Regions from separate parts of the Homo sapiens genome. Here region 1 is linked to region 2. Evidence: chromatin loops called from intact Hi-C (ENCODE). Cell type or tissue: Caco-2. All regions are shown on one strand. Each heading gives the region's core, and the rest is flanking DNA. Links, peaks and the distances in the headings are about the cores only.

Region 1 (15,298 bases), core at 4,567-12,566, 800 kb before region 2:
ATATTTAGTGAAGGCCAGAGATCAAAACAGGTAGAATATGTTTTAATGCCAGGACAGTTGCTGATTATGGTAAATTCAATTAATAATTTGATAAAGCTAGATGGTTATTTTAAGTCATATGCATGTTTATTTTCCAAAAATTAGCTTTAATGATCTGGTAAATTCACCTCTGTGAAAAAGCTCCTGTTTCATCATATCACGTAATTATAGTTGTATTACATATTTTAAGCAAGAAGCAGAAAAATTGCTTTTTAATTAATTTTGAGTGACTACATTTGCATTTTTGACACATATGGAGGGCTGCCCATAGTGTCATTGATAGGTTTCTTCCACCTCTCCCAAGTCAGCTAGTGTTACTTGTTCATTGTTTGTTAACTCTCAGTAGATGTCATTTCTGAATTTTCTCCCTAATTTTGAGAGCCTACCTTGTTCATTGGCCCAGAGCCCCATTTTCTGGGTAAGAAATTATTGGTCAGCTATCAAAGTGAAACTTTAGATGAATTTTTCTGTCATTTGGCTTACTCATATTTGAGGTTTCACCAGATTGTGCCCAATTCTGTCCCCAGTACATTCTTAGACATAAGGAGGTTCCTGCAGTCCCAGCTACTTGGGAGGCTGAGTTGGGAGGATGGTTTGAGCCTAGGAGTTAGAATCCAGCCTGGGCAAGATGGCCAGAATGCATCTTTAAAGAAAGAACTGTTGATAGTATAGAATTTAGTCTTACTATGACTAAAGACATTTGGATTAAAGTGTGGTATTAACTCTCTTTTGATTAATTATTGAATAGTCCTTTTTTTGCCTATGGTAAAAGAAAATTTGTGGTTAATCTGTGATAAGAATTAGAACACCAGAATATTACACCTACTTTATATGTTGGTGGAAGAAATTTAGAATACTTTATTTAAAAGAACAAGAACATATTCACAAAATGCTGGGCGTATATTATTTTCAGAAATATTACCTGCAGGAAAATATTAACTACAATTGCAATTAAATGGGAGACACATAAAATACATCGAAGAGAGAACTATCCAAGTAGTATTATATTTCATATTAATATTGTCTTTTTCTTTTTGAGAAATTGCTTATTTTAAAAAAACTATTCACAAGAACTTAGTAAAATTACAGGAAATGTTTTTATACTTTCATTACAGTGGCATGTAGTGCCTTACTTGATAGGATTTTTTTTGGGGGGGTGGGGGGTGCAGGCTCTGTCGACTAGTCTGGAGTGCAGTGGCATGATCATAGCTCACTGCAACTTCCACCTCCTGGAATAAAATGATCCTCCTGCGTCAGCTTCTTGAGTAGCTGGGACTATAGGCAAGCACCACCATTATAAGCTAGTTTTTTTTTTTTTTTAATTTTTATTTTTAGTACAGATGGGATGTCAACATGTTGCCCAGGCTGGTTGATAGAATTTTTAGAATACATAACCATTAAACTGTTATCTTTATTTCTAATGTCCTAAGACAAAATGTAATATGATTATAGAGGTGCTATTCACTGGGTGTAGTAATTCCTCAAATTTCATAGGCAGATTTCCTTAGCCTAATCATTGCAACATATGTCATTTTGCAAAATATTCTTATGGCAAATTGTATATGTTGTTTAATTTCATCAACTCTGCTTATTTGTCCTCTATGAGCTCCTGTCCCTCCCCTCGTTTCTTAATTTCTTTTTTTCTTTCTTGGTTTCTTGGTGGTACGTATTATTTATAAATCATTTGGAAAGTAAAAGATGATGGTTTTGCTATACACAGATACTCAAACTTCTTTTATGCTAAATGGAGTATATTTGATTTATTAGGATTATAGCAATATGGCAACAATGTCACAAGGAAAAATAATAATTATTGAGTTTTTAATATATTCCAATGCTTTGCTAAGAATCTTATGAAATTTAGCTCACCATTTCCTTTAATTCTGACACAATCCACATGAACCCTAAGACCCTTCTTCTGACATTTAGTTCTCTGTGTAAAGGACTTTACCATTTTTAAAATGTTCATGTTCATTGAAGTGAAATTTCAAAGTACAACTGAAAAGAACTATACTCTAAGAAAGAGATTCCCATCATACTAGCTAGGTTTGTCCTGAGAAATTAGTTATTTTTTTATTTTACATACTAATTTTATATTTTTTATCATACTCATTAAAAGTGTTGAAATACACTTTTAAATATGAGTTTATCACCACACCAGCTATCTTTCTTTTTTTTTTCTTTTTGACACAGTGCCTCACTCTGTCACCCAGGCTAGAGTGCAATGGTGTGATCTTGTCTCACTGCAGCCTCAGTCTTCCTGGCTCAGGTGATCTTCCCACCTCTGCCTCCTAAGTATCTGGGACTACAGATGTGTACCACCACACCTGGCTAATTTTTGTATTTTTTGTAGAGATGGGGTTTCACCATGTTACCCAGGCTGGTCTCAAACTCCTGAGCTCCAGCAATCTGCCCACCTTGCCAAACCAGCTATCTTAAATGCCACCAGTGGTATACATCTTACTCTTTGAAACATACTTCCTATACTACCCCGTTTTCAAAATGAATAAACTAAGACTTAAGAGAGGTTTTGTGTCTTGCCTACAGACACAAAATTACTAAAAACAGGGAAGCAAACCTAGATATTCTCCTAAATACTGTGCTGTTATCCAGTAAGCTACGTTTTCCATACTTGCAACGTGGAAGAAATTTGCCCTAAATCAGTTTGAACTAAAAATCAAATAATTTGCTAAGTGATTTTCTTAGATTTTTATTCTTTTCTCATAAATCATGCTTCTCTTACTAAAGGAAATGCAGAATATTTAATTATTGCCATCTCAACCCTCATAATAAAGAAAATCACCAGGTGTCTGGAACTATTTGTAGGGATGTGTCTAGAAAGCAATGGAAATCCAATAAAGTGAGAGTTAAGGCATAATGTATATTTAAACCTGTAATTTTGTCTTATTTTTTAGTGTTTTCTCCTATTACACTTCACAGCATGTATTTTATTTGAGGTCTTAATATTTGTGTATCTGTGTTTTATGGGAAAGTGGTGATTTTATCTAAGTTAACGTTTTTATAATGATTACTTTGCTATCTTCCTTGAATCTCTTTAATAAGAACTTGTACAATTAACACTTACATTTGAGGCTTAGATTCATTGCTTTAAAAACAGCAATAGTTTCTATTATTAAATTGCATTTGAAAGTTATTTCCCTTTATTTTGAATGTTATTTGGATCAGTTTAAACAAGTGCTCTAAATTGTTCCATTAAATAAATTGGTTGAACTAGAAATGGAGGCTTTGTAGATAAAACTGTCACCTTGGAATTATTGGCTGAATTTAAATTTCATGCTAAACCATGTGGTTGTGAAAACGATGCATCAAATATGGGTATTGCAAATAATCTTTATTGCATGCATCATCTTCAAAGACTTATCTAGAAAATTAAATAATAAAAATGTGTTTTTTGTTTAAATAAAACCATGCATTTATTGTACATCAAGAAAATAAAAATCCATTCAACAGAAACATTTTGGTGATCCTGCCCTGCAGAAGTACGGGCCCAGGGCAGGCTTTCTTGGCCTGCTGAGTTTTCCAGAAGGATATCTACTTGTGGAAAGGCTTTGTGACTACCCTACAGGGAAACTCTTCCCTGACTGCCATTATTTGTAGTAAGTGCATCTTTTTTTCATTTACTCTAAGATCTCCAGGAGTAAGTGAGTTCTTCTTTATGGCCACAGAAGTCACTTAGGAAAGGCCTGTGTGGTACGTGTGATCAAGGAGCAGAGAAGTAATGGAGGACACATCATAGAAGGCCTCGTATGTGGTAGTGAGGTCTGGGGCTTTCTCTCTAGTGTGGTGTGGGAAATCTTTTAAGCACACTAGTGGCACAAAGTGTAATGGGATCACATTACCTTTGGTTTAGGGGCAAAGCACAGTGATAATGACTGACTGTGGTGTCATGACTTGGCCCATATGTTGGGTGGTACATTGTTACATGTGGTATTCCAGGTGTGCTGAAGATATAGTGGAAGATCGACTCTACAAAAGGCATCCTTGGTGTGTTCAGTTTCAAGTGTACCTGTTTAGGTGACCTGTAGATTTTATTTTATAGTTTTTAACTAAACTAATCACCAGAAAATAGACAAGACACTTAACAGTTCTCTCTCAAGAAACCGTGGTTTAAAGACAATAAGAATAATGCAAGCTTGAGAAAACAAGATGTAAATGGCATTGCCAAACTTAACTTATGCTACATCAGAAGGTATATATGTGTGTGTGTGTGTGTGTGTGTGTGTGTGTGTGTGTGTGTGTGTTGTGTGTGTTGTATGTATATATGTGTGCGTGTGTTAATTTCCTCATTTTGGAATTTCTATTTTTGTGTGTATTTTATAATGGACATAATGTTGATATGCTAATAGCGTGTACAAGCATTTATAAGCAAACATACATATATTGTTGATGCGTATTTCAGAGCTCCTCTTTGTTACTTTCTACAAGAAAATGTCTCACTTAAAACTTTTGGGTGGATTGAGCTAGGAAGCTACAGTTAGGCAGATATGATTGACTTTTGGTTATGGAGTGTTGGCGATTTGATATGCTATTTTGTACAGTGCCTATCTCCAAAACTTTAAATACATCTTTATGCATCACTTCTTTATACCACTTCCTCTCTGCTTCTATGCACTGACTCAAGAGCTAAGGATATCGCCAAGAACAAACTAACAAACTGAAATTCTTTAGCTGAGGATACAAACTAGAATCATTAACCATAAAAGTGTGTCAGATGCCAGAGCAGAGACTAGGGAAGCACATCAAAGAGGTGCCTAACATAGTCTTTGGGGCTCAAGAAGGCTTCTTCCAAGAAAAGTTGCCTAAACTGGGAGCTGAAGGATGAACAGGATTTAGCCAAGCAAAAAGTTGGGGTGGGGAAAGGTAGCTGTTTACTAAGACCACTGAAGCCATTTATGCCCTTTTCTTCCTCTCAAGATCATCTGACTAAGAAATGCATGAATGAGAAACCTGGACATTAGCAAGAAACCCATGCATCTTTAATTTCTTCTCTTTAGAACACTAGTGTTCTCTTTTAATCTCATCTTGCAAATGCCTTCTTTTCCTAACCCTTAGCCTTCTGGAATAACAACAGTAATGATTAACATAGTTACAGTTAACACTGATATGACCTAATATTTATTTAATCCACACAGCAATGCTATAGGAACAGATAATATTGTTATATCCACTTTATTGATGAGAAAACAGATTCAGAGAAGTTAAATAATTTGTCCAATGTCTTATTTCCAACAAGTGGCAGAGCGGGGAATCAAACTCAGGCAGGCTGGCTTTGAAATCTGAGATCTTCATCACCGTATTACATTGCTTCCCAATTACCTACAATTCTCCTTTTGGATTTCTTAATTCAGCAAATATTTACCAAGTGCCTTCTGTATGACAGTTACAGAAAAATGTGTTACCCAGTTGAGGATTACAAGACAGCAAAACATTTTGTCATAACAACAGAAAAAAAAGATTCTCTAGAAGAAATCAATTAACAGATATTGGATATGCAGTCTCTGCAAAGCTGGGGTGTAGCATTGTAAGTTATTCCAATAAAGATGTAATTAATATTGAAGACTTTTATTTGGAATATGAATTAACAGAAATATAAGTTTTATTGCTTAAAAATTTAAAAGGTTCCTTTTGGGAACCGAAAAAGCCATCTGGTAAATGCTAAAAATGTACAAGATTTGGCATACACATACGAGTTGAAAGGAATAAGGGTTGGGGGTACAGGGGAAAAAGTGGAAGAAATTTAAAACTTCATTTGTGTAGATTAATTTTAATTATCTAATAGACAATCTCATTTAAATATCAAGGTATTCATGTGTTAAAGACAAATTTGTATATGATAAGCAAATAAATAATTTAGCACCTAGAATACATTACCTACTTTTCAAAAAGCATTGTAGTCATTTAGGTTTAAAATATATCCCATCTTATTTTTAGCTCCTTATAAAATTGAGAGAGAAATTTCATCATTTCCCTTTTGCCCATATACATTCTTCTAAACTTCTTTACTGTTTCTGCCCTCTCTGTATCATCTTAAAGATTGCATCACCTTAGAAAGACTGATAAGAGTTCACTGCTCTTTTCTAAAAGTAGTTTTATCTTTCACGGAGATTGAGATTGATGATTTTCATCTTGGCATATGAAAAACTGGAATATTTCATCATCTTTTTTCCTCATGAGCAGTCAGAATGCCAGCCTGGCTCTGCCCAGAGATGGTCTGATCGAGGAATTGAGTTAAATATTTCTTTGGTAACAGTCGTGCAGGCACCACTTTATCTATGATTGTCTGCATACCCATTTAAATTATTGACAAAAAGTGATCTAGATTCTGTCACTGAAGTCAATGTGTTTTGCACTATTGTTTCCGAAGCTGAGACTGACCTCCCGACACTGACCCTTCAAGGACAGGGATCAGGTCTATTTATCTTTTTTCCTCCCATCACCTAAAATGATCTCTTACTTAGAAGCTGTTAATAAGTGTTTATTGAGTGGATGGGTGAATGGATGGAAAGTGAGATAGTTTGTACTGAAGATTCAGCCAATTCCTAATTAGTAAAAGAAGGAGCAGTGGAGGGAAACCAGCCGATTGCTATTCTTTAGCATCCAGACAAAGTCTTGAATACAAACTGAAATTCGTGAATACAAACTGAAATTCGTGTTATCTGAGAGTCACCATCCTAGGACCATGAGATGTACACACAGCAAGCTCACAGGAAATTAAAAATAGTCATATGAATGAATCTAGTTTGTAACCCCCCAGAAGACTCTGTTAGTGATAGTTATTTCACTCTTGACTGCTCACTTTGTCATGATCTGATTTCAGTTTGATATTTTTAGAGACCTGAGCCTTGCCTGAAACTTACCTCACTCCTTATTCAGTTACAGTTTATCCACAGAAGTTTCTAAGGAGCCGCTGCCTCAAACATTGTTTCCTCAGTATTTGGATTCACATATTGTGTTCTGACTCATCACCTCCCTATGGACTTCTGGCTCATTCCTGGTCTCTTACAGTAGCCCCCATGCTGCTGACACAGAGCCCTCTTTGCAACATGGCTGGCTTGGGTCAGCCTCCACTAATGATTCATTCTACTTCTGAGCCTGGGAATTTGTGTGACATTAGTTCCTCCATCAAATGCAATTCTGTCAGCCAATATGGATATGTATTCATAGTTCTAAAAACAATTTTGGTAAATAGAGGGACTAAATTCCTTTAGAGAAAAACAACTGATTTAGAGAGCTTTGTCTTCTCAGCAGATAGCACAGTGTCTAGTATGTGGCAATTGCTAGAGAAATGGTGGCTGAAGGAAAAATTATCCATTTGTCCCAGTGCCCTTGGAATATCCCATTCCCATCAGAATGTCAGTCATCTTGCTAGCTGGAGCCTTATCCTTCCATTTTAACTCTTCAATTTATCTGCCCAATTTTCAGCCTTGGAACAATTTGAATAACTCGAAACATTTCTTATTAAGCACTTACTATGTCTAAGGTTCAATGTTAGGTGCTGACATTTTCATTTATATTACTTTCTACACTCCTTTTATAACCTTCTAAAATACTGTATATTACCTGGCACTCTAATTGCTTATTTATTTGCCTTTCTTTCCCAACTCTGTGAACTCCTTGAGGGCAAAAGTTGGAACTTATTAATCTTGTGCTCCTAGCAGCAAATGGACCACATGGTGTATGATGGGTGCTCATTAAATGTTTGTTGCCTGAGTGAGTGGATGTGTAATAAATGACAATGACAGACATCTATCAAAGAACTCTGGTCCAAGGCAGAATGAAAGAAATGCTAAATAATATGTTAATTGTCTGTACTAGAAAGAGAATGGAAATGGTGATTATAAGGATGATGGTTTTCTTCTGAAGTGTTAGTCCAGGGGCATTGCTTCAAATTTATCTACTTTGTTCAAGAGCAATATATCTGTCTAGAGAACCACCAGGAAAAATTAATGCTGACAAGTATTTGAAGGCAAAACCAAGGCAGAGTACTTCATTTTCAACCCCCTGAGAATAAGCTACAAGAAATGAAGACAATTCAAAGGAGAGTTGTTAGTTCTTTCTTTTACCTGCTACAGATGAGCATGGGCCCTTTATGTATATTTGTGCAGAATATCTGTCCTCCAGCCAGGCAGCCCTGCCAATCTAGGGACAATGTAAAAACACTCTTTGGTAACTGAATATGCCTAAGAACATGGTCTATATAAACTTCCAGCCTCACATGTTTCTTCTCATTAGAATGAGGTCAGTCTTGAAATTTTAAAAAAAGTAATCGTAGTGGATCTCAGTGCTCTCAATCCTAGCCAATATTTTGTAATGCTCCCTTGAAAATCTTAAAATGAAATTCATAAGCATTATAACCTACCTACATACATCATTTATATAACATTTAAAGGAAAAATAAATGGTAAGTAACTTATAGTAAAGTATTATGTGCAAAATCCTGGGCATGACTACACTGAAAGATATAGTAACATACTGTTATATAATATGCTGTGGTATACATAAGACCACTGCTATTGATGCATATATCTGTGTGTGTGGTGATTCTGTCAGTGATGTGGGTATCTAAAATGGATTTTCTTGACACTGGACAATAGTAGCAAAATGTGGCCATTCCTTAATATACAAGGTAGTGGCCTTCTTAGAAAATTCAAAGTATGTTAAAAGCCTTGAAAGATTCCTCCATAGTTATATGTAAAACAAAGTTATGTTCTGGACTTGGGAAATTACATACAAAGCTTTTCTTTTCATGAATGACCAGTGGAATATTTGAAAACCAAGCAGGACAGTTATTCACTGTGAAAGGCGTTCCTAAGCATTGCAGGCCATCTGGCATCTCTGGTGCCTGACTGCTAAATGCCAATAAAGTGTCTCTACAATCATTGAGAAACCCAGTCCCTCACTTGGGCAGTTTCCAAAGCCTCCCCCTAGGGGGCAGTACCAACCCTACCGAGAACTGCCTTAGAGAAAGGGATTCTAGACATTCTTAAGGACTTTGTTTCTGTCCCGCTCCCCTTTAAAAAAGTTCAGAAGGAGATGAAACCAAAAGAGAAAGTCACACTAACTCAAGAAGTTCCTTTTCTTTCTCTCCCATGTTTGCTTTTTCCCTTGTGTACCCTTTAGGTATTATAGCACTTCCCAGTCCATGTAGTAAATCATCAGCCATTCTGTCTCCACCATTAGAAAAGGGGCTTCTTATCCTATTCATTCACTTTCATCTTTATGTCCTCACAGCTTAGCTTTGGGCTTAGCAGAGAGTAAATATTGCTGGCTGATTAAATGAAGAGTATATGTTACTGAACTACTAAGCCTTGCCTAAAAAGGTCATCAAAGAAAACTCTAAAATTTACAACTGAAATTAAATTATTTTACAGTACAGAATAAACACAGTACATCTTAGAATTTTAAAATTAGATGGACTGTTACCCAATCTGTAAATTGAAAGAGAAAACTAGAAGTGAGAATAATGGTTGGAAAGAGATACACAGATAGGTTCATGTAATCTACTTATGATGGTGATTAGATTTATGATTGGGAACATAATTTCAAAACTTTGGCTTACAACATGCTAATTGTTGATACATGTTATCCTTAAAGTCCAATAGTCCATTAGTATTTAAAGTACATTGAAATCAGTTTTTGAGAACTCTTAATACCCTTTCACTTTCACATACATGAGGTATATCTCTTAGTATCTCTGGACCAGAATAGGCAATAACCAGTCTGGTCTGTTGTCCAGCTGGTAAGTCCAGCCATCAAATCACTCTACCTCTTTTGAATATATTTTATTAGGTGCTCTGTTTCCCAAGCTATGTACTTGAAATCTGAGAAGAATATGATGTGGTTTCTACTTTCCAAAAGGTTGTAAAAATAGTGAGGACACAGTGTGGTATGAGAAATTAACATTCACATTACTGTAAAGGCATAGAGAGCCACCAACTGCCTGGGAATGAATTTTAGAGGCTTCACATAGGAATAGACATTCACATGTGTGTTGGAGAATAATTTTGTGGCAGACATGAAGAGACGTACTGCTAAAATCCCTCTTAAAGAGAGGACTCCTTTCCCAGATGTGAGGAATATGGCTATCTGACAGCTTCCAGTTGTTAGTGCCTTTAATATCTGACCCAGCGTTGGAGCAGAGATCACACTCTTCTTGGGACGATGGCTGAGCATGATGGTGATACCAGGGCCTCACCATTTCTGGCCCATATTGACCTCCTTTCACAGGCATTCTTTGCTTTAGAGTTTCTGTTAGGCTGATAGAGCCTGAAGGGGTAAGAGAAACTTCTCTGTACCCTTTGGAGCTTTGATAAGTGAGTCTGCTGAAATAGACAGACGGTAGACAAATTAACAGGAGAAAAGGCATACCAATTTATTATATGCATGGGGGCATCACAGGAAAGTGAGTACCCAATAGCGCAATTATATGGTTTGACTCTGTGTCCCCACCCAAATCTCATCTCTAACTGTAATCCCCACGTGCTGAGGGAGGGATCTGTAATTCCCACGTGTCAAGAGAGGGAGGTGATTGGATCACAGGGGCGGTTTCCTCCATGCTGTTCTCATGATAGTGAGGGAGTTGTCATGAGATCTGATGGTTTTGTAAGCATCTGGCATTTCCCCTGCTTGCGCTTCTCTCTCCTGCCGCCTTGTAAAGAAGGTGCCTGCTTCCCCTTCACTTTCTGCCATGTTTGTGAGTTTCCTGAGGCCTCCCCAGCCTTGCAGAACTATGAGTCAATTAAACCTCTTTCCTTTATAAATTACCCAGTCTCGGGTATTTCTTTATAGCAGTGTGAAAATAGACTAATACACCCAATAATATTTAAAAACTTATATATCCTTATTCATAGGGGTGAGAGAAGTGGGGGATGTAGGCACTTTTAGAGGAAGAGTAAATGATTTTTAGGGGAGGTGAATGAGATATTAAAGTTCACAATTTACGCAACCCTGCTTTTGCCCTTTTTCTTTCACAGGTGTTACTTCCCAATAAACATTTGCATTTCTAATTTCATCTAAAATCTGCTTCTGGTGAGACCCAACTGACACTAGTTGGAAAGGGCTTGATGCAAGAAGGGCATTTGAGGCAAAGGGAATAACATGGGGACAGATACCAAGGCAGGGCAGTATGGCATGGTCAGGAGATGGGATGATTTTGGTGTGGGCAGGACATGGGAATGGGGATACTCCAAGCTGGGTTCAGAAGGTGAGATACCTGGAATGAAAAGGTTCTGCTGTGGAGCTTTTTTCTGAAAGAGAGAGACCATTAAAATTATTTTAAGAGATGCAAGACACTTTCAGTGCAAAGCAGAAACTGACAAAAGCAGGAGGTGCAAAGAAACCCTGTGTCCAAATTTTGTCCAAGTATCTATTTAGTGTTTTATTTGTAGAGCAGTATTTTTTCTTAATTTTTTAAATTGTTTTATAATTTTTTTCTGCCTTCATAAATGTAGCTTGTTTAGATGAACCATTAGTGCTCCATGTCCTACATGGAGTAAGAAATTTTGTTGACATTACATAGGGGAGGGAAAGCTTGCCTCCTTGCTTTTAGACCAAACAACACCAAATGCCCATTAGGATCATCAAATTTCAAATCTCATTAGTAACACCTTCTGAGTTGCTGTGGTTCTTCATGCCCATTTGAGGTTATTTCTCTTTCTTTATGGTTGGTCATTATCTCAATCACCCATCCTCTTTGAATCAGTTTTTAAATCTTTTCCAATTTGTATAAGTTAATATTTGGTCCGATTTTTCATCTCCTTTTATTCATCTGTAATCGTTTACCATTTATTGACAAGTTTGGGTTTCATTGTCAATTTTTCCCTTTCCTTTTTTGTGTAATTATGTAGACATTATTAACCTCCTTCTCTACAAACATCCTTAACTGAAACATTAAGTAAGACCAGATTATTAGGTGTTTGTTCTTAGACATTTTCCAGGAATAGGATATATTATCTCTCTGTCATTTAAAAAAATTTGATTTAATCAATAGAATTTTAACAAAGCAACTTAGAAGTGTGCTTTTCCTTGTGTTTATATTAATATTCAATGAATAATTTCAAAGGTTAAACCTCATGATCCATCTCTTCAAGCCATCTACTTAATTCTAGAGTCATTACATCACCTACTTCCCTTATGCCATTGACTTATGTTTCTTTCCAACTGCTGAAATTTGGCAGCATCATTTATTTTTTATATAACATACCCTGCACTGTGAAACAGTGTTTCAGAAGGTGATGACAAAGTACCTGTAACACAGGGCAGAATTGCCTGCTCACCTGTGGGTATCAGTAACATATTTATTGCCCTATGTCTGGGATTCCTATAATGCTAGAAGAAAAAGAAATGTTTTGATACACTTTTTTTTCCCTGTGGTAAAAATATCAAGAGGTCTCCAGGTGGTAACATCAGACACCATAGTGGTTTGTGTTTAATGCTGAGGAATGCAAAGGAGTTTTCAGAATTTCCTCAGGGACTTCATATTTCAAGTTTTCCAAATGAACTAAAGTTTATTCAGAATGTACTGTGAAGAAACAGCAATTTCAGGACCCTGGAATATCTATTTTACCACTATTTTTAGATACTAAAACAAATTAGATGAGTTATTTTCAAATGATTAGCATGCCTTTTCTACGTATACAACAGGTTACTTTTGAAAAAATTTTAGCATATCTTTTTTGTTTCTTTTTTCATACATCAAATGAAGTAATTCTTGGCCCACTTTATTGAGAGGAACACTAAGGTACAGTACACTTGCATAGCTTTACTATGATGATACAACTTGTTGGAGAATGGCACTAGACTGGATTATATGCCCCATCCTATTTGCCAATCCCAGGTTCTTTTCTGTAAATCACCCTATTTCATGAGGCATTATGTAGAGGATGGAATTTACAAGACAGTAAACTCATTTATTTATAAAAAATGATATATTTTACTCTAGCTACATTTGGGCCTTTCCATAGGAGAATATTATCATTTTTATATTTCCAGTGGTTCATTTTAAAGTAAAATATATTGCCCATTTTAAAAATGAGTTAAACTATCTCTACTGTTAATGGCAATCCACTGTTATGATATTAATATTATAAAAGCCAACTATTAGTCAAAAATATAGTTTGATGAATGTACGATGTTTATAAATTGAAAATAGTCATTGCATTTCTTCATGGTAAATTTGCTTTAAATATTAGTTTATTATATATGTTAGTTTATATTACAAATATTTCCAGTAAGCAAACACAAATCATTTTTATATTTAGCAGTTAAAATGTATCTTAACTTGACCATTAAATCATCTATTAAATATTCAATTAAAGTGGGTTTTTGATTCTTTTTTTTAAATTAGCGGTCAGGTATTCGGGGAAACAAGCCCATAAGATTTTTCTAAAACACAATTCACTTCATTTCTTGTTCTGTATATTTTGTCAGAGAATGCCTTAATGTAACAGAAATCAGATTTGGTGTGTATTTTTACACCAAATCAAATTGTGCAGGCGCCACCCTCAGCCTTCTCCAAAACATTATGAAGGATAGGATTCCACCATGATATAGCTTAAGAAAGCAGTACAGCCCTGGAAGAAGTCTATGCAGGGAAAGTGGAACTACAGGAGTAGGTTTTACTGGAAAACCACGTGTCCTGTAACACCATTACAGAACTGGATTTAAAAAATAACTTTACTTAGCCGAGTTGTCTCTTTCTGGAATCTGTATGTAAAACATATATGGTTTTCCTAGTTATTCTGTAGGCATAAATCACAAGTATAAAAGGTACTACAAAATGTAAGAATGAAACTGCAATACAGGAGTGACTAATGGTACAAAGCACTTAGATGCTCCAGTTATAACAACTGTATGAAGAGGGTGAAGGCATCATAAGTCATTTTATATATTACAATTGGCAGGTTTCCCTTCAGAGTTGCATTGAATATAGTCTCACTTTCCCTGTCCTCCTTGCCCAATCCTCGTCTTCTCAAATTCACAAGCCATAATTATAAAATTTTAAATGTTTTAATCTATTATTTTAATGTATAGCAGTAATTCAAAATTATTAATTCCTTTTCTCAAATCTAGACATGGAAAAAGTCAAGTAAATCTTTATGGAATTTTTCTAATATAAAGTACAATTTTAGATCACAAGCTCCAAAATTTTCCATTTCTTATTGCCAGAGGTAAGAGCTGTGTGCTGTCTCCATACATGTTGTTGCATAATAGCAGAAATGTATTTCAAAATAATTTCTGCTCTGCGAAGTGAGTTAGGATTTTTTCATCTTCATATGGGATCTTCTACACAGCAATAATTGAAAATTTGCAAAATGTCAGAAAATTAATGCTAAGGTTCATCAGTAACTTCCATCTTCCATCTCCTATGTAAAGCACAGAACTTTCTAATTTTTACCAATGACTAGATTCATTTTATTGTTTAAGAAAGAATCCAAATTGCTGTTTTAAAACTTTCATAAGCATCTGAACATTTTGTAAAAATGAAACAACTGGCAAAACAGAGAAAACTCTTACCTTAATTGTTTAATTTTCCAATAATTTACATAGTAAATATTTTGATGAATTATGAGATTTGAAATTAAGGTAGATGGATGACAGTCATATAAACTTTTGGTCTCAAGATCTACTTCATTTTAGTATATTGCTTTGGTTACATTGTAGTGAAAATATTTTGATTGAGAAGAAAGCAGAAAGAGTACTTCCATAGCACTTGCATACAGAATTTTACATGAACAAAATTGCTAAGTACTAACATTAAACACACACACACTCTCGCTCTCTAATCAATGATACATTCATAAATATAAGCACAGAGATTAATCTTGAATCTGCACAAAAACTGTTGTTTGAGAGCATAAGTCAGTCAATGTGTTTATGGTTTCCAAGTTTATTAAATTTAATACACAAGATTTGCATTTTTAATCACAATTATTTAACAGTAGCTAAACAATTGCTTAAAACAAATAATTATAACTATCTTTTAAAAAGAAAATTTGAATCAGGCAATTATGTAATTCCCTCAGAAATACTACAATGCCATGGAATGCAGGTTGGAAAGTGCTGGGCAGGCTCATGAGAACAGAGGCTGTATTAGTTTTTCTATACATCCCTGAACTCCCACTATAAAATTGTGGCTGTTTGGAATAAATACTTGCCATAATTACCTCAGTCTTTTTTTTCCATGGCCACTTTTAGTTGTACTTTTTTTTTAAGGCTTATCTCATGATTTGGGTAACGT
Region 2 (15,298 bases), core at 3,141-11,140:
AAATGCATCAAGGCTCTGAAGTCATTTATCCGGTTTCATAAATAATTTTCTTATTACACTTAAGCCCGATTCCTGCCCCCTTCCCGTTTTTATTGCGGGGTTTCAGCGGCTAAGAAGTTTCTAAGTCGGGTGGGCCGTTGTTTTCCTTTTTCCATCATTAACATCATTAATATAAGCTATCAATAACCCTGTCGTTGGGAGCCGAGTTTCACGGTATTGATCCACGCAGCTATTCATCTCTGCCATGCAAGACACGGAATAATTTTCGCATTACAGTAGCTTGGATTTGCTTTTAATTCATATTTAAAGCTGCAACCGGCTCAGTGGAGCGCTCTGCGAAAGACTAGAGGCGCCTAATTAATAATAAGTTAGAAACGAAGGAAGGCACCAGCGAATAAATAATTAATACAGACATCTATGTCTCTTTGAATATTGCTCCTTTAAAAATTTAGACTTACCAGGACCATACTGTAAGTCTGCAATTTATATTGCGGGGATGATTTAAGAAAGCTATTTTTTTCCTTGAAATACAATACTAAATTATTCACGGTGTTTTGCAAACCTAAGTTCCTTCATTAGCCAGTCCTTCCGGTTTGTTCCTTCCAGGTGGAAAACACCAATTTTTAAAAATAATCAAAATAAGAATCATAAACTCAACAACTGCCAGCTGAGATTAGCTGCAGGTGGCAGCTACGTGAGAGCAGAGCGTGGGGTCTCTTGCCCTAGGGAGGTGCTGGTGGCTGTCACACAAGGGAGATTGTTAGGGAAGGAAAACAACAAAAGCATAAGTCATTGGCCAGTGACTTTGGGCATTTGCTGGTGCTGGAAGGGATGAAGTTTGAGGTAAACTCGAGGTCTTCAAATGGCCCAATTGAAAGGAGGATGGCATTTGAAGGGTCCCAGATTCCACTCACGGCTGAAAAAAAAATGAAAGAAAGAGAGAGAGAAAGAAAGGAAGGAAGGAAAAGAAAAGAAAAAAGAAAAGAAAGAAAAGGAAAGAAACGAAGAAAGGAAGAAAGAAAGACAAAGAGAAAGAAAAAAAATCAGGAGTTTTAGATAAGGGCTGTTGACAGCCAGCCAGGATTGGATTCTAGACTAGCCAAGGACTGCCAGTAGACTAAAGGTGAATAACAAAATTCAAGGAGGTAGGAGTGACTGAAAATCGGAGGAGGTTTTTGTGTGAGAGAGACCAGGATTTGTTTGCAATGTTGTTAGCAATATTGATTTTTTTTGTTACTCAGATTAATGTATGTTAAACAGGAAAATACAGGCATTAGTCAAGTACATTATAATCATCTATTGTTGAGAGCGAAGTTTCTCAGGTGGTTGATGGAGACCAGGGACTGCGAGGCAGTTCTGGGGGCGTATAAACATTCCAGGCTCAATTTGAGGCAGCCAGAGCCCCAAATGTGGAAAGGAAGACGCAGCTTTACCTCCAGCTCATCTCCCTCTCCCCCTTTTAGAATTACAGCCTCTTATTTAACCAACCCACTACCCGGGTGCATCAGCCTCCAACCTCATCCTCCCTGCTGAGCTAAATGATTAGCGGAATTAAGGAGTGGAGGTGTTCTTGGCCACTCGGGTGGCCCAAACTTCCTCACCCCACCGGTCCATCTGCCCCGCAGCCCCACCTCGAGGTCTCTTGGCCCTGGTAAGCATCCTTCCAACCCTGTGGAGCCTCGATTCAGGGCTGGTGGGGCTCCTGAAACCCAGCGTTGGTGGCATGAGGGCCAGGCATGGCGCAGAACCAGACTGTCTACACATACACAGGCGTCCACACCTGTTAGGCCTGAAAAAGACTCCGGGTGAGGAGGGAGGTGCAGGAGCAGCAATTCAGAAGCGCCTGGAGAACCTCCTAGCTGCACCCCTGGACCTTGGGAGATAACCTGGCCCAGAGAAGCATGCATCAGAGAGTGCAGTCACCACACAACAGTCAGCTGGGAAGCCCCCCACGAATTCCCCCCACAACATCCTCCCTCCCGCCGTTAGACCCAATTCCCCGCCCTGCAAACGGGTTTTAGGGACCAAGGCTATACTCTCAGCTTTTCCTCTCAACCCCCGTCCTGCGCCGTGGGTCACTGCATTTACCGGGAGAGACTCAGGCAGACCCCGCCCGCAGGTAAAAGTCTTTTCCAAGCTCCACAGAAGCCAAAGAGCTCGCATAGGACCCCTCGGGTCTTGGGCTGGTTCAGGAAGGGGTAAGAGAGTGAGGGTCCAGGGAAAAGACAACTGGGCGCTTGGCGAGTCCCTAATTCTACACCCAGATGGCTCTCAGGCCAAAAGGCAGGTGCGCTCGCCCAGAATCCTGGGTGTCCCACAATCAGAAGCCGTTTCTCGTGCCAGCCACGGGGGTAAAGAACGGGGGGATGAGGAGATCGAGACTCGGAAGGCCGACAGGGCTGGAAGGGCAAGAAAACAAGGTAAAGTGTGGAAAAGTGTGAAGGGGAAGGAGGGTTGAAGAGGGAGGCAAAGAGGAGATTAGGCCTGGAGAAAGCAAAAGCCCCGACCTGGCCTAGCAGGCCCCGGAGGGAGTCGAAGGCAACGGGTGGGGAGCCCGGAACACCGGCGTTTCATTTTTAAATCTTCTAGGTGTCTGCGGGTCAAATAAAGACAAGGGCAGTAACGATTATTCTGTTAAATCTACGGTACTTGACTGCGCAAACACTAATTGATTAGACACCAAAATGATTTGTTTAAAGAGTTTTCCTTCCCAAGTGCAGCTGCTGCTCTTGGGCCGGGGTCGGCATTACCCGGCATTAGCTAAGTGGGCCGCGAGCTCGGCCGCCCAGTCCTCAGCCGCCCTCGGGTGGGGTGGCTGGTCCAAGCCCCGTGGATCAGAGGCTCCCGGCTGGACAGCCACCCTCCGCTTCCGCCCTTCCCTGTCCCTCCAGGGCGAGAGAATGGTGCGCCTGAAGATCGTCCTGGGCCGACTTTGCCCTCCGTCCGCCCCTTCTGGGTTTTCCTCATTTCGGGTCGCTTGGAACTACATCCGTCGGTGCAAGAGTTCTCTCGTCCTTCCCCTTGTCCTCTCCAGCCCCTAAACTTGGCATCTCTACCCCAGCGCGGGGCTAATGGAATGCAGGGCCCCAGCGGGGGAGGCACCAGAAGAGGAGCATTAACCGCCACCCCAAATCCGGACAATTCAACGCCCTCGCGGCTTGAGCTGGTGTCTTTTGTAGACTATTTCAATGATATGAAGTTATGTCCAAGAAAGAAATCCCACTGAACTGTTGGCTAGACGAGGCCAACTCCTCCGGAAGTGGGCTGGCAGCGGCCAGCGAGGGGTCCTGCTGCAGAAGAACACCCCAGGAGCCTGGAATCCCTCCCTCAGCCCTACGGCATCAGTATACCTTTCCTCCCTTCAGCGCTCTTGGCTTGAAGCCGTGAAAAAGCCCTCGCGGAATTAGGCGACCGCCAAAACGGATTCCAACCCAGGAGAAGCCGCCTGTAGTTTACCCGAGGACCCAGGAGAGCAAGCGTGTTCTTTTTTCCCCAGCGCAGGAAGTAACCAGAGATACGAGCCGAGTGGTCTGGTGTCCTGGGATGGCCGCCCAGGCAGCCCTCGGCAACTCCCAGAACGTGGAGTTAGTTGCGGATGGCACCAGCTGACAGCCCTTTGACAGAGCATCTTCTCTTTGGGATATGGAAGGGCAAGAAGTAGATAAAACAGAGGAAACTGCAAAAAAAAAAAAAAAAAAAAAAAAAAAGCCCAATTTAAAAATATTTTCTTGGGCAAAAACTGTAATTTGAGAAAGAAAAATGTTACCGAACATATGAATAAAATGATACGCTAAACAGAGTATCAAAGATTGAAGCAAGGGGCTACCATAATTAGTTACCACTTCCTTGGTCCCCAGAGAGTGGAGAGAAGTCATTGAGTGATTTTTTTTTAATGGTTTTCAATAGTGAGTCACCAGGCCACCCCATTCTGAATTTCTTGGTGTTCTACTCTAAGCCTGCAGCAATTTTCTGAATAAAATTTCTCTAGAAGTGGAACAGGAGAGCTTGCCAGGAAGCACCCAGGACCAAGTCTTTCACTCTCCAGCTATCTAGTGCTCTACTGTAGCCAGATACCAAAGAAATGGTTCCTCCCCACAAGTTTAATGTTAGACTAGCTACAGGCATCAGAAATGCCAGTGAATATGCCCTGGGGCTCTAGCCAAGGAGCCAGCCTCCCCCTGGATCCCTGGGTGGAGGAATTTGCCCTGACACCCAGGATCTCGCTCTTTGTGAGTCCAAAAAATGGGAAGTAGACATTTCATGGTTCGGAGGAGCTAGAAACATTTCTTTGGAATGGTCCTGAGAACTGGGACTGGGCCATACGTTACGCCTCTACTACTCACAAAAATAATTAAAGCATTAATTCTGAAACCAATGGAAGGTTTTCAGAGAAGCTCATGTGGCCAGTATTTGGAGGAATGGTTTTATTCTCTTTGCGCTTTTTCTTTGCTGAACCTGGTAGGGCAGCGTGGTAAGCTCTAGCCTACCTAGCAAAAGAAGGATTGCCCCTGTCCATCTCATATCCCAGGTTCTTCTCCTGACATTTACAAAATAAACATCCTAAGTTCCTTGTTTTCACTCTGAAAATATTGTCAGCAACAAGCATCCAGTCATAGTCTTATTTCCTTTTTTCTTACATATATACATTATGTAATTTTCTGCTAGTGATTGACACTATTTTTTTCTTTAAATTTCCTGCAGCTACTCAAAATCTAAGCAGCTAAAAATAAGTCCTCCTCCTCAATCACACACATTGACCTACACCTACCAAGTTTCCAGGGACTCCTCTGTGGACTCTTAATTCCTTCAATCCCCATAGTGTACCTAATGGGTGCCAGGCTCTGTTCTGGGCACTGGAAGGGGGAAAGAAGGAGAGGGACAAAACGACAGAAAGTAGTCCCAGCCTTCCAGCAGTTAACAATCTCTCTAGTGCCCGTCCTCCCTCCACACATGCAAATTCACCTTAACTAGGCCTAAGAAGAGCATTCTTCCTACCCGTCACTTCCTTAGTAAGAAGAAAAATTTTGAGAGGTCAAATAAGAACACAGTAATATGTTGTTTCTGACTGAGAAACCACTGCAACTCAGTCAATTACGGGAGAACAATGGTTAGATAAATGGTGTGAATAGCCAAGAAAGATTAGGGAGATTTGCAAACCAAAGCAAATCCTGCACATACAATATTTTAATGTTTTAGAAAAAAATCAAAAATTACTGAGCAAGCCAACACATATGGTGCTTCTCCAGGTCTTTTCGTTGGCTCCTTCTTTAGGGACCAACACAGAGCCAGCCCCCCTTTTCATAAATGCCCTTGGGGGAGAGGGGAAGTTGAGCTCACCTGATGCCAGCCTTATTCAGGTGGACTCCAGAGGCTCAGCTGAGTGCCTCTCATGAAGGAGGGTTTCCAAGATCAAGTTCCTAATTAGCTACACAAAGAGAAAACCATGAACAATTTGTGCACTTGGTGGTATTTACTTCTTTCTTTCTTTTAACAAACTGCCTTTTGGGAAGATAGTTGTCATAAGGGCAAATCAATCACTTCAGCGGGATTAAAATATTGGGGCGGGGGCGGGGGGACAACTGTTTAGCTGAAAGACTCCCTGCTACTTTAACCCATTGTTTGGTCTCATGCTGTAGGAAATGAGAATGGAAACAATTAAAAACCAAAGATGCAGCTTTCCACCAAGGTACTGTAATATACTAGGCAGGAAATATATGTTTTGTGCTTGTGTGTATGCGTGTATGAATAGGTAGATATAGATACAAGTTTAAAGAGTTAATCGTGTTTTCTGAGTTCCTTTACATCAGTGTATTTTCCCTAAAATATCTTTTCTTCTCTGGGGGTTCCTAAATTCCTAACTGTTCATTATGAAAGTAGACATGAAATCCATTGAGATGAATTATTTGCAGGGCCTCCATATGCATTGTTTGGACAGGATGGGAGTGCCTCTGGTGATAAAACCAGCTAGATTAACCAGTCCCAGGACATGGCCGCCTTCAAGGAAGTCACGTTGACTGTATCCACTGAACTTGACCTACCTGGATTAGGATGTTGCCCTGGTGGTAGCAGGGACCTGGGCAAAGAGATAGGCCTACTCATGCCTGGGCCGGTGGGAACTTTTCCCAAAGGGTTGGCCAGCCCAAACTTTTGCCTTGGAAACCCAACTACCACCACTACCACAGCCTTGGCCTCTCTAAGGGCTTGGGAGCATTTGCAGTGGAAACACCACGGGTGGGCTGCAGTTCGGTGCCCCAGCAAGCAAACCTACAGTCTGAGTCTGGCCCAGCACAGGCTACACACACTTTATTCCATATCTGAGTCCAGATACCCCGGCTCTGAGAGGCTATTCTCATTGTAACCACCGCTTGCCTGGGGCTGAGGCTCGGCGCTGACCCGGCCATAACTGCCACGGGCTGGACAATGGGCACATCTGTCCTTTCTCTGAGGGATGAAAGCACCTAAGCGGACACGGCTCTGCCTTTTGTTGCGGATTTTTTTTCTTTCTTTTGTAAATGAAAGAAAGCCGCGGCATGTGGCGGCCGGGTGTACGTCTCAAACTGGGGGCCTCCGCACACGTCCCCACCAGGCCCAAAGACCAGGTTCGATTCCAGATTGGAGCGTGACTGTGGGAAGGGCGAAATTACTCCCGAAGCTGAATTGATTTTCAAATCTGGAGGCGTCTCTCGGGGACGCCGGGAAAAGGGCGTCCCTAGGGGCCAAGCGGAGACCCGCGCGCCGGCGTCCACCCTGTCTGCGTCAGTACTTCTGGAAAGCAACCGCCTCCGGGTGCTTTAGCAGGAGGGCCTTGGGAGTAACCGCAGGGACGGCCCGAGCCTCCACGGCCCCACCAGCACCCGGAAGTTAACATGGGTACCCTCCAGGGCACTCCCTCCGCTCTCCCTCGCCCCCCTCCACAGGCCGAGTCATCGGCGAAGCGGACGCACAGCCTTAATTATGAGCTGAGCGGGAGAAGGAGCCAGGCGGCGGGGGACAGTGAGGTATGGCCCGAACTGGGATTCTTGGCACTGATTACTCCTCTCCCCAGGGCATGGATGAGAAAGGGTGGGCAAGTATGTATCTGGGAGGACGAAGGGTGCCGGGTCAACGGCCGCCAAACGGACCCAGCCCTTTAAGCAATCTGCACCCCACCCCACCCCAACCCCCATCCCCCAATAGGCCGTGAATTCAAGGGTGGGAAAGCGCACTCCCAGCAGCCCCCCGGGAAATAAAGCTTAGTGGGCTAGAGCCGAAGGGGTGATGACACAGTCCCCAGCTCCCCGGGCAAGCTGCACCGGGAAGCAGCAACTGGAGAGAGAGGGGCGATGTCTCCAAGCACAGCACTCCAGCCGCTAGAAGCCCGACACGAGCGTCCCCGGGCTGGGAGGACAGAGCCCACTCAAGCAAGGGAGGCGAGCGAGCCAGGCGCGAGTCTCCTGGGATTGCAGCGGCGGCCCCAGGTCGCGCTCTGCGCCAATCTTTCGCACGTGCCCGCAGCTCCCTGGCCATCCAGCGCCGCAGGGAAGGCGCTGGGCCCCCTCCTTCATTTGTACCGGGACGCCAAGGGCCTGGCGCGCCGCGACCTAGGGGGCGGGGGCGGGCCTCGCGCATGCGCGCTGCGCCTGGCGGGCGTGAGGGCGGGCCGCTGCGGCGGCGGCGGCGGCGGCTACCGAACCGCGGCCACAGAGTCTGTAACAGTAACAGAGCCATGGCTCAAGCTGGCCAGCGGGGCGGGCAGGCAGCAGACGCGGCAGGCGCGCGGGCCGCGGCAGGGGAGCCGGAGACCTCAGAATTTTAAGAAAGAGAGGGGCGAGAGGTGGCCGAGGCGGGCGGGCTGGGGCACTGCGCTCTCCCAACGGCGCGGATCCTCTTTGGAAATTAATATTAAAAAAAAAAAAGCCGAGGACGCAGAGGGGAAGGTGGGGGGTAAGAGGGAAGGCGAGACACACACACACACACACACGCACACGCACACACGGACACACACACACGGAGAGAGAGAGAGAGAGAGACAGAGCCCCACAGTGAGAGGAAGGAAGGCAACAGTCGCCAGCAGCCGATGTGAAGACCGGACTCCGTGCGCCCCTCGCCGCCTCTGCCTGGCCACATCGATGTTGTGTCCGCCGCCTGCTCGCCCGGATCACGATGAACGCGCAGCTGACCATGGAAGCGATCGGCGAGCTGCACGGGGTGAGCCATGAGCCGGTGCCCGCCCCTGCCGACCTGCTGGGCGGCAGCCCCCACGCGCGCAGCTCCGTGGCGCACCGCGGCAGCCACCTGCCCCCCGCGCACCCGCGCTCCATGGGCATGGCGTCCCTGCTGGACGGCGGCAGCGGCGGCGGAGATTACCACCACCACCACCGGGCCCCTGAGCACAGCCTGGCCGGCCCCCTGCATCCCACCATGACCATGGCCTGCGAGACTCCCCCAGGTATGAGCATGCCCACCACCTACACCACCTTGACCCCTCTGCAGCCGCTGCCTCCCATCTCCACAGTCTCGGACAAGTTCCCCCACCATCACCACCACCACCATCACCACCACCACCCGCACCACCACCAGCGCCTGGCGGGCAACGTGAGCGGTAGCTTCACGCTCATGCGGGATGAGCGCGGGCTGGCCTCCATGAATAACCTCTATACCCCCTACCACAAGGACGTGGCCGGCATGGGCCAGAGCCTCTCGCCCCTCTCCAGCTCCGGTCTGGGCAGCATCCACAACTCCCAGCAAGGGCTCCCCCACTATGCCCACCCGGGGGCCGCCATGCCCACCGACAAGATGCTCACCCCCAACGGCTTCGAAGCCCACCACCCGGCCATGCTCGGCCGCCACGGGGAGCAGCACCTCACGCCCACCTCGGCCGGCATGGTGCCCATCAACGGCCTTCCTCCGCACCATCCCCACGCCCACCTGAACGCCCAGGGCCACGGGCAACTCCTGGGCACAGCCCGGGAGCCCAACCCTTCGGTGACCGGCGCGCAGGTCAGCAATGGAAGTAATTCAGGGCAGATGGAAGAGATCAATACCAAAGAGGTGGCGCAGCGTATCACCACCGAGCTCAAGCGCTACAGCATCCCACAGGCCATCTTCGCGCAGAGGGTGCTCTGCCGCTCCCAGGGGACCCTCTCGGACCTGCTGCGCAACCCCAAACCCTGGAGCAAACTCAAATCCGGCCGGGAGACCTTCCGGAGGATGTGGAAGTGGCTGCAGGAGCCGGAGTTCCAGCGCATGTCCGCGCTCCGCTTAGCAGGTGAGCCGGCCAAGGAGCTGGGCGCGCGGGAGATAAGGTACACGAAAGCCGAAGGGACCAAAGGAGGAAGGGTAGGAGAGAGGGCTGGGTGCGCTTCATCCCGCCCGCCCCTACCCCTAGAAGGGGGACTCCCTGTGCCTGGAAGGGCCAGCACAGGGCTGTGGGAGCAAATTGCCTACTCCAGGGCTCAGGGTGTTGGGCTGTGGAAGGCTCCGAGAGCTAAGCGGCCGGGCCTCGGCGACTGAAGAGGCTCATTTGCGCTCAGGGACAGCGAGGGAAGCTCGTACGGCCTGAGGCGGAGAGAAATCCCCGCACCTGGTGAGACACTCTGCGCCACCTCTCAGTTCAGCGATCCGGGTTTGGGAAGAGGGATGCAACGCGTGCGTGGAATCGCACGCAAATGTTCCTCGCAGGTACCTCTGACACATCCCAGGCGCTGGGCTGGAGCGTGCCGGAGCAGCGTCGATGTTTGGCCGAACTGGCTGCTGTGACCCCCTCCCGCGCTCATTCTTTTGGCGCTGGCTGGGGTGACCTCAATCTAAGAGTATGGGCAAAAAGTTTCAGAGCCATTGGGCGGTGGGTGTGTAGCACAGACGAGTTGTAAGGGTTAGGACGCTCTCTGCGCATGGAATTGGCTGTGGAAAGGAGAGGGAGGCTGACCGTCCCAAGGTCCCAGTGAGAGCTGCAAAGCAATAGCCATGTCCTGGGACCGACTCCGCTGCCGACTCCCTGAGGACTTTGCATTTTGTTTTATTATTCCTCTTCGCGATTTTCGTCTGAATCCCCGTGCGGGAGGGGGGTTTGGGGATGAGAGTGTGTAAATGACCCCCAAGTCTAGGAGCAGAGGTCTCCTGCCCGAAACCCCAAGCCCCAGGTGTTTCTGAGTTCAGCTGGAAGCTCTCCTTGGCGCAGCGCAGACACCGCGCCTGGCTCCCCGAGACCGCGGATAGGCAGAGAAGAAAGCTGAGCCCAGCCCGAACCCCACCGGGGATTTCAGGAGGATTCGGCGACCCTTGAGGGTAGAGAACATGAGGGGAGGTAGAGCTAAGGACAGCGGAGGGTGGCCTGGGTTTGATGAGATCCGGCCGGCGGTTGCCAAGTTGATTGACTCCTGGTCCATGCCCCCTCCCCCCCCACTCCCCCACCCCCCACCTCCACCTCCATCTCAGCCCAGCGCCCAGGCCTGAGCCTTGGCGAAGAGAAAAGGTAAAAGCCGGAATGAGGGTTTGTTAATTAACTGATCGTTCTCCATTAATTCGTCCCTGGAGAACGAGAGACAGTCAATCCGCTCTGAGCCGGGGGCACTGAGCCGTTTCACAGTCTAAAATCAAAGCGTGAGGCCAAAGCCCCCTCCTCCAACTCGTGCCTGCCAATGAGAAGCTGGGGGTGGCAGGTGCCGACCAGCCTGCGATTCGTGCCCCGAAGCGACCCAAAGCGTTCTTTGGGTTTGGGCGCTGCAGGCCACCGGTCCCAAAGCACCGCGCTGGCTGAGACTCTGCCCTGCCAGGTTTTCCAGCCCAGCTCTGCCTTCGTTCGCCCCAGGCAAAGTCCTCATGCAGGTTCCTGCAGCCTGCGCCCGGGAACCAGTCAGGGGAGAAGAGGCTCGCTGGGCGCCCCAGCGAATCGCTGGCCCCCGGTTTTCCACTCTCTAGCTCTTGTGCTACCGGCACCATATCTCCACCCGTGGGCTGCCCGCGAGCAACTGAGGTTCCGGAGGGAGTGGGCGAAGGGGCTGCTCCTCGTCCTGACTGCTCCGTCTCTCCAGAGCCCAAGGTAGTGCCTTTTCACACACCCACACCACCCCAGAGCCAGGCTTCAGGGCCTCTTACCCAGGCAGTGCCCGCTGAAGCCAAAGAGTGGAGCGGGGGAATGTGGGAAGAAGATAGAAATGGAGAAGGCTACCCCTCCGGGAAAACTCGGTCCCCATCCCCCACCCCCGCCCCCTGGAGGCTCTTGCTCTGGACTTCAATATCCCTCCTCCCCCCACTGCCTGCTGTCGCCCCCTGGAAGGACAGACTGACACGTTCTGTTCAGAGACGACCTCTGAGCCATGGAAACCTGGCCGCAGGAGCGCCCTCTGACCTCCAAGCGTGGAGAGCTACATAGCCGAGCTCAGGGGACGGCACTGTGGAGGGGGAGGGAGCCTGAGTGCTGGGACCCGCACGCTGGAGGCGCAAACATGGTGCCTGGCAGGTGCTTGTGGCACCCAGGAGGCTATCGAAGGAGCGCCTGCCTGGGCACCCAGCAACCTGTAGAGGTCCATGCAGCCCTCGGCCCTAGGCCCATGGCCTTTTCCTCGAAAAAGTGAAACACTGGAGAGTCCAGCAGGGCAGGCATTTGGCACCAAACACCAAGCCGACTCTGTGTCCTGAGACCCTGAGGAAGCATGTCTATTACATTTTTGTTTCCTTAACTTAAAAGGGATGGTGGAAAGGGCTAGGACTGAGGATTCTGTGTTGGTCCAGGAGGGTCTCCTGCAAGGAACCAGGAACAGTCTCTTCACAACCTATTTTTAAGTTACTGAAGAAGGAGCCATCTCATTAACATTTTCATATTTTAAAAAGAGTGGGGTTATTTTCTGAACTTTCCAAATGATCTCTAACGGGCCAAGTGCATGAGCCTTAAAATGGATTGCAGAGCGCCTTGGCCGTTCCTACGGGACATTAGTGCCTGCCCCCCACTACCAGCTCCCATATGGGGAGGTGCCCCTGGCAGCTTTCCTTGCTGTTGCGCTCAGAGACCCTCCCCAGTCTCGTTCCAACCACCTTGCGAGGTCAGGGCTCACTGAGCTCGGTTCCTTCGCTCCGCAGCGGGAGAGTGGTGGCTTCTCCACGCCCCTCTGTCCTCCAGTTGCCGGCAGCCTGTTGCAGAGGGTCAAAACCCTCTTGCACGTGGCGCTGTGTTTGGGGAGGCGCCTTCCGGTCACGAAATAACAGCGGCTGGTGGAAGAAGGGCGACAGGAGGAAATTCCCACCAAATTAACTACCTTTTAAAAATCAATATATGTTCCCTCCATGTACTACTTGCTGCTGCCCCATTAAAGAGCAGAGCGACAGGGTTCTCGCCGCGTCTCCTCCGGGATGAGGCGGGGGGTGTGGGTGGGTGGCGCGCCTCTGACGTGGGCGTCTATCAAGACCAAGATTAGTTTCCAATTAAAGATTCCAGAGGGCTTCGGCCACACAGCAGGAGCTGCCGGCTCGGAAAGAGACAGCGACACACACCCAACAGCAAGCGCAGCACCGCGGACCCAGGGGAAGGCGGCGCGCAGGCCCGAGGTTCGGGCGGGGGTGGGTGTTGGGCACTCCGACCCTGCCCTGCGGGACTTGGAGGCGAGGAAACCTCCAAACCCCGCGGGGGAGTTGGCGGCGCCCCCTTCCCGTCCGGTGTTTGCCCCAGAACGACCTAAGAAGGACCTGAGCCAAGGGGGGAGGGGTTCGGTCGGGGGGCGGCCATGAGAAAGTCTCGCCCAGCCCAACCTGGGCTGTGTTTGCCCTGAGTGGCCTTGCGGCCTGGTTGATTGATAACTGGCCCCTGCACAAGTCCATTTGCTTTTTTGTTAATATTTATCCCGGGGTGACATTTCAAATGTCCCCCTGCTTTTCTGGGCCATGGGAGTCAGGCAGGAGTGCGGGGCCCTAGGCAGAGCCCTTCAATCCTTGAAGACTTCTGGGCCGGGAGAGAAGCCAGGACTGGGCGTGTGGGACGCAGGAGCTGGAAGCGTTCCTGGGTCCAAGAGTTGGGGGAGAAGGAGTCAAGCGCAGCGGTTTCCTCGCGCTTCGCGTCTTGGCGCTGTGGGTCTGGTGTCGCGCAGCTGCTCCCAGCCCGCTGCGGCGCGAACAAAGGGCCAGCAGGGCGCGACCGACCGTGTCCGCCTCTGAGCCCGGGGCGAGGGGCGCCGCCAGCTGGGAGCGCCTCCTCCGAAGGCCTAGGATGGCCTCCTACGGAGACCAAGGAGTCCCAGAGCCCGCCAGGCCGAAAAGTGGCAGTGCATCCCGGTAGTCAACTGGGGACCCTCACACACACACACCTAGCCGACTGCAAAACCAAAAAAGGTCTCGCTCCTGCGGACAGTCACCAGAAGGCTCTGCGTGGTGCCTGTCTCACGGCCGGTGTCTGTCCCCTCGAGGGTGTAGGACCATAGTTCCCCCTGTGTAGTTCTCTCTGTGTAACGGGCATAAACCCGGGTGAGGAGAGGGAGGTGCGCTTGGGGATAAGAAGTGGGCTCGTGGCGACGACTGGAACCGCTATGGCTGGGGCAGGGGAAACCTACTTCTGGGGCTTAAGGGGGGCTGATGGCTATTGTGTGGCGACCTTGGTGTCAGCGCAGCTAGGATGCCTGCCAGAGACGAACTCCACTACCTGTTCGGAGGTATGCGGCTATCCCGTCAATGGGTGCAGCACCTATCGCCCTGGAAGCATCCGGAGAGGGATCCCGGTAGCTGGGGCGACCAGCCTGACCCAGGGCACAGCGGTTGCTAGAGACCCAGCCCCGACATCGCCGCTTACCACCGACACTTGGGTCGGACAGTGCCAACAATAGCACGGTTGTGTTGTAGCAGCAGAGGACCCAAATCCCAGGATGCGCCTCTCCTTATCTGCAAGCCTCGAGCCCTCCGCGCTCCCTGCTTCCCTCCATTCGGCTCCCTTTCTGGGGGTAGCCGGGCTGTGCTGCGGCTGCGGCGCGCGCCCCCTGCGGGCCGTCGGGGCTGGGCGACCCGCGAGCGTCCGTGGTTCAGCCCGCGGCAGCGAAGAAAGGGATGCTTGCTGCGCCTTTGTTTTTAGAACGTCGTTGTTCTAGTGAATTTCAAAACAATAACTATTTTGATAGGAAGAAAGTGTGAAGGAGGAAGAGAAGGATATCTAGAGGGTCTGTCGGGGTACCTAACAATGCCTGGGTGTTACCCAATTCATGAAAACAAAATTCTCATCTTCCGAAGTACACCTCAGCTCTAACCTCCCCAAAAAAGATGCGTACTTGGATTTTGTATCCGAAGTATGCTTTTGTTGGCGTGTTTTCATTTAAGAAAAGCGGGGTCAGCGTAGAGAAGGTGACCCTGGCGGTCCGAAGTCGGAGGTTGGAGCTGAGGGATATAATACCCGGCGGATTGGCGGTTCCTTTGTTTTGTTGTTTCCTCTTCCTGCAAACTGACCGGAGTCAGGAGGCAGCCCTGAGGCCTTGAGCTGAGAAGTCTTTGTTTCCTCTTGTGTGGGGTGGGTGAAAGGGCCTTCGGAGGCCGACTGGTCTGGAGCCCTGGCGCGGAGTCAGGACCCTGGACAGGGTCCCACCGCCCTGACGCCTGGTCCCATTTCTCTTCGCCCCGGTAGGCAGATAGAATGTCTTTGGGAAGTCATAGTAAGAAAACAAAAATTAACAGCTAAAGTTCCGAAGTTTCTTAGGGCGCTAGGCCCAGCCGGGAATATACACTGGCACACTGAGGTAATCGAAAAGATCAAACCTATCCTCGTCGATCGGGTGGTTGATCTTTTCGTCCCTCCACGCGGCTTTGTGTGAGTATCTGAGTGCACGTGCACACCTGCTTATAAAATCGGAATTCGCGTCCCTGTGGGTGTGACAGGGGTTGGATCATTAAGCTAAAACGTTCAATTCAGTCCCTTTGATCCGCGCTGGGGAAAATCTATAGTCATCTCTAATCTACGAGGTCTTTAAGGAGGTTGTTACACGAGCTGTTTTGATGTCATTATTTCCACATTCATGGCAAATTCAGCTAATCAAACAAATGCTGCTACCCCAAGTTATCAGAAGAAATCGTTCTTACAGAGCATACCAATAAAATTTATTTCTGATTTTCTTGTAAGACAGAAAATCCTCAAGTCTAATAAAGGTGGGTAATTAAGAAGGAGGCTCTCCAATATCCTGCTCCTCAGCTTGAGGCCTTGTTCCTCAAGTGACATTGCTTGTGCTCTTTGTAAAGTCCATTTATTGGAATATTTAAACACCGACTTAATATTTTAAATCAATCTAGGAGCCTTGATGGTTTGAATGAGAAATGACTAGTTTCCTTTCAGTCCCCATTAAAACAGCAGAATTTC

The links. Peaks named below come from ENCODE experiments on the same cell type or tissue, not always from the same donor. Only the 100,000 strongest peaks of a DNase experiment are listed, where the experiment ranks them.
Region 1: a loop joins it to region 2, with 5 times the contacts of the local background. A loop is called at or near these places in 3 of 110 quality-filtered maps.

The regions. Positions count from the first base shown.
Region 1 is chr15:53,580,689-53,595,986 of GRCh38, reverse strand. The region is part of intron 18 of WDR72 (WD repeat domain 72); the gene reads left to right. Among named protein-coding and RNA genes, the nearest start is that of WDR72, 170 kb to the left of the region's middle. In Caco-2, for the core only: a CTCF peak has its summit at 8,993 (motif pointing right); a DNase peak (open chromatin) is centred at 8,986.
Region 2 is chr15:52,782,729-52,798,026 of GRCh38, reverse strand. It overlaps ONECUT1 (one cut homeobox 1), which reads left to right and starts at 7,691. Exons shown (of 2, transcript NM_004498.4): 1 at 7,691-9,247. The coding sequence starts at 8,143. LOC105370824 (a long non-coding RNA gene) reads right to left here and starts at 7,597. Exons shown (of 2, transcript XR_001751550.2): 1 at 5,338-7,597; 2 at 2,621-3,676. RefSeq lists enhancers at 2,218-2,913, 2,914-3,611, 5,868-6,635, 6,636-7,404, 7,401-7,695 and a silencer at 7,584-7,653. In Caco-2, for the core only: no CTCF peak of the experiment used is centred there; DNase peaks (open chromatin) are centred at 7,596 and 8,052; H3K4me3 peaks cover 1,391 bases.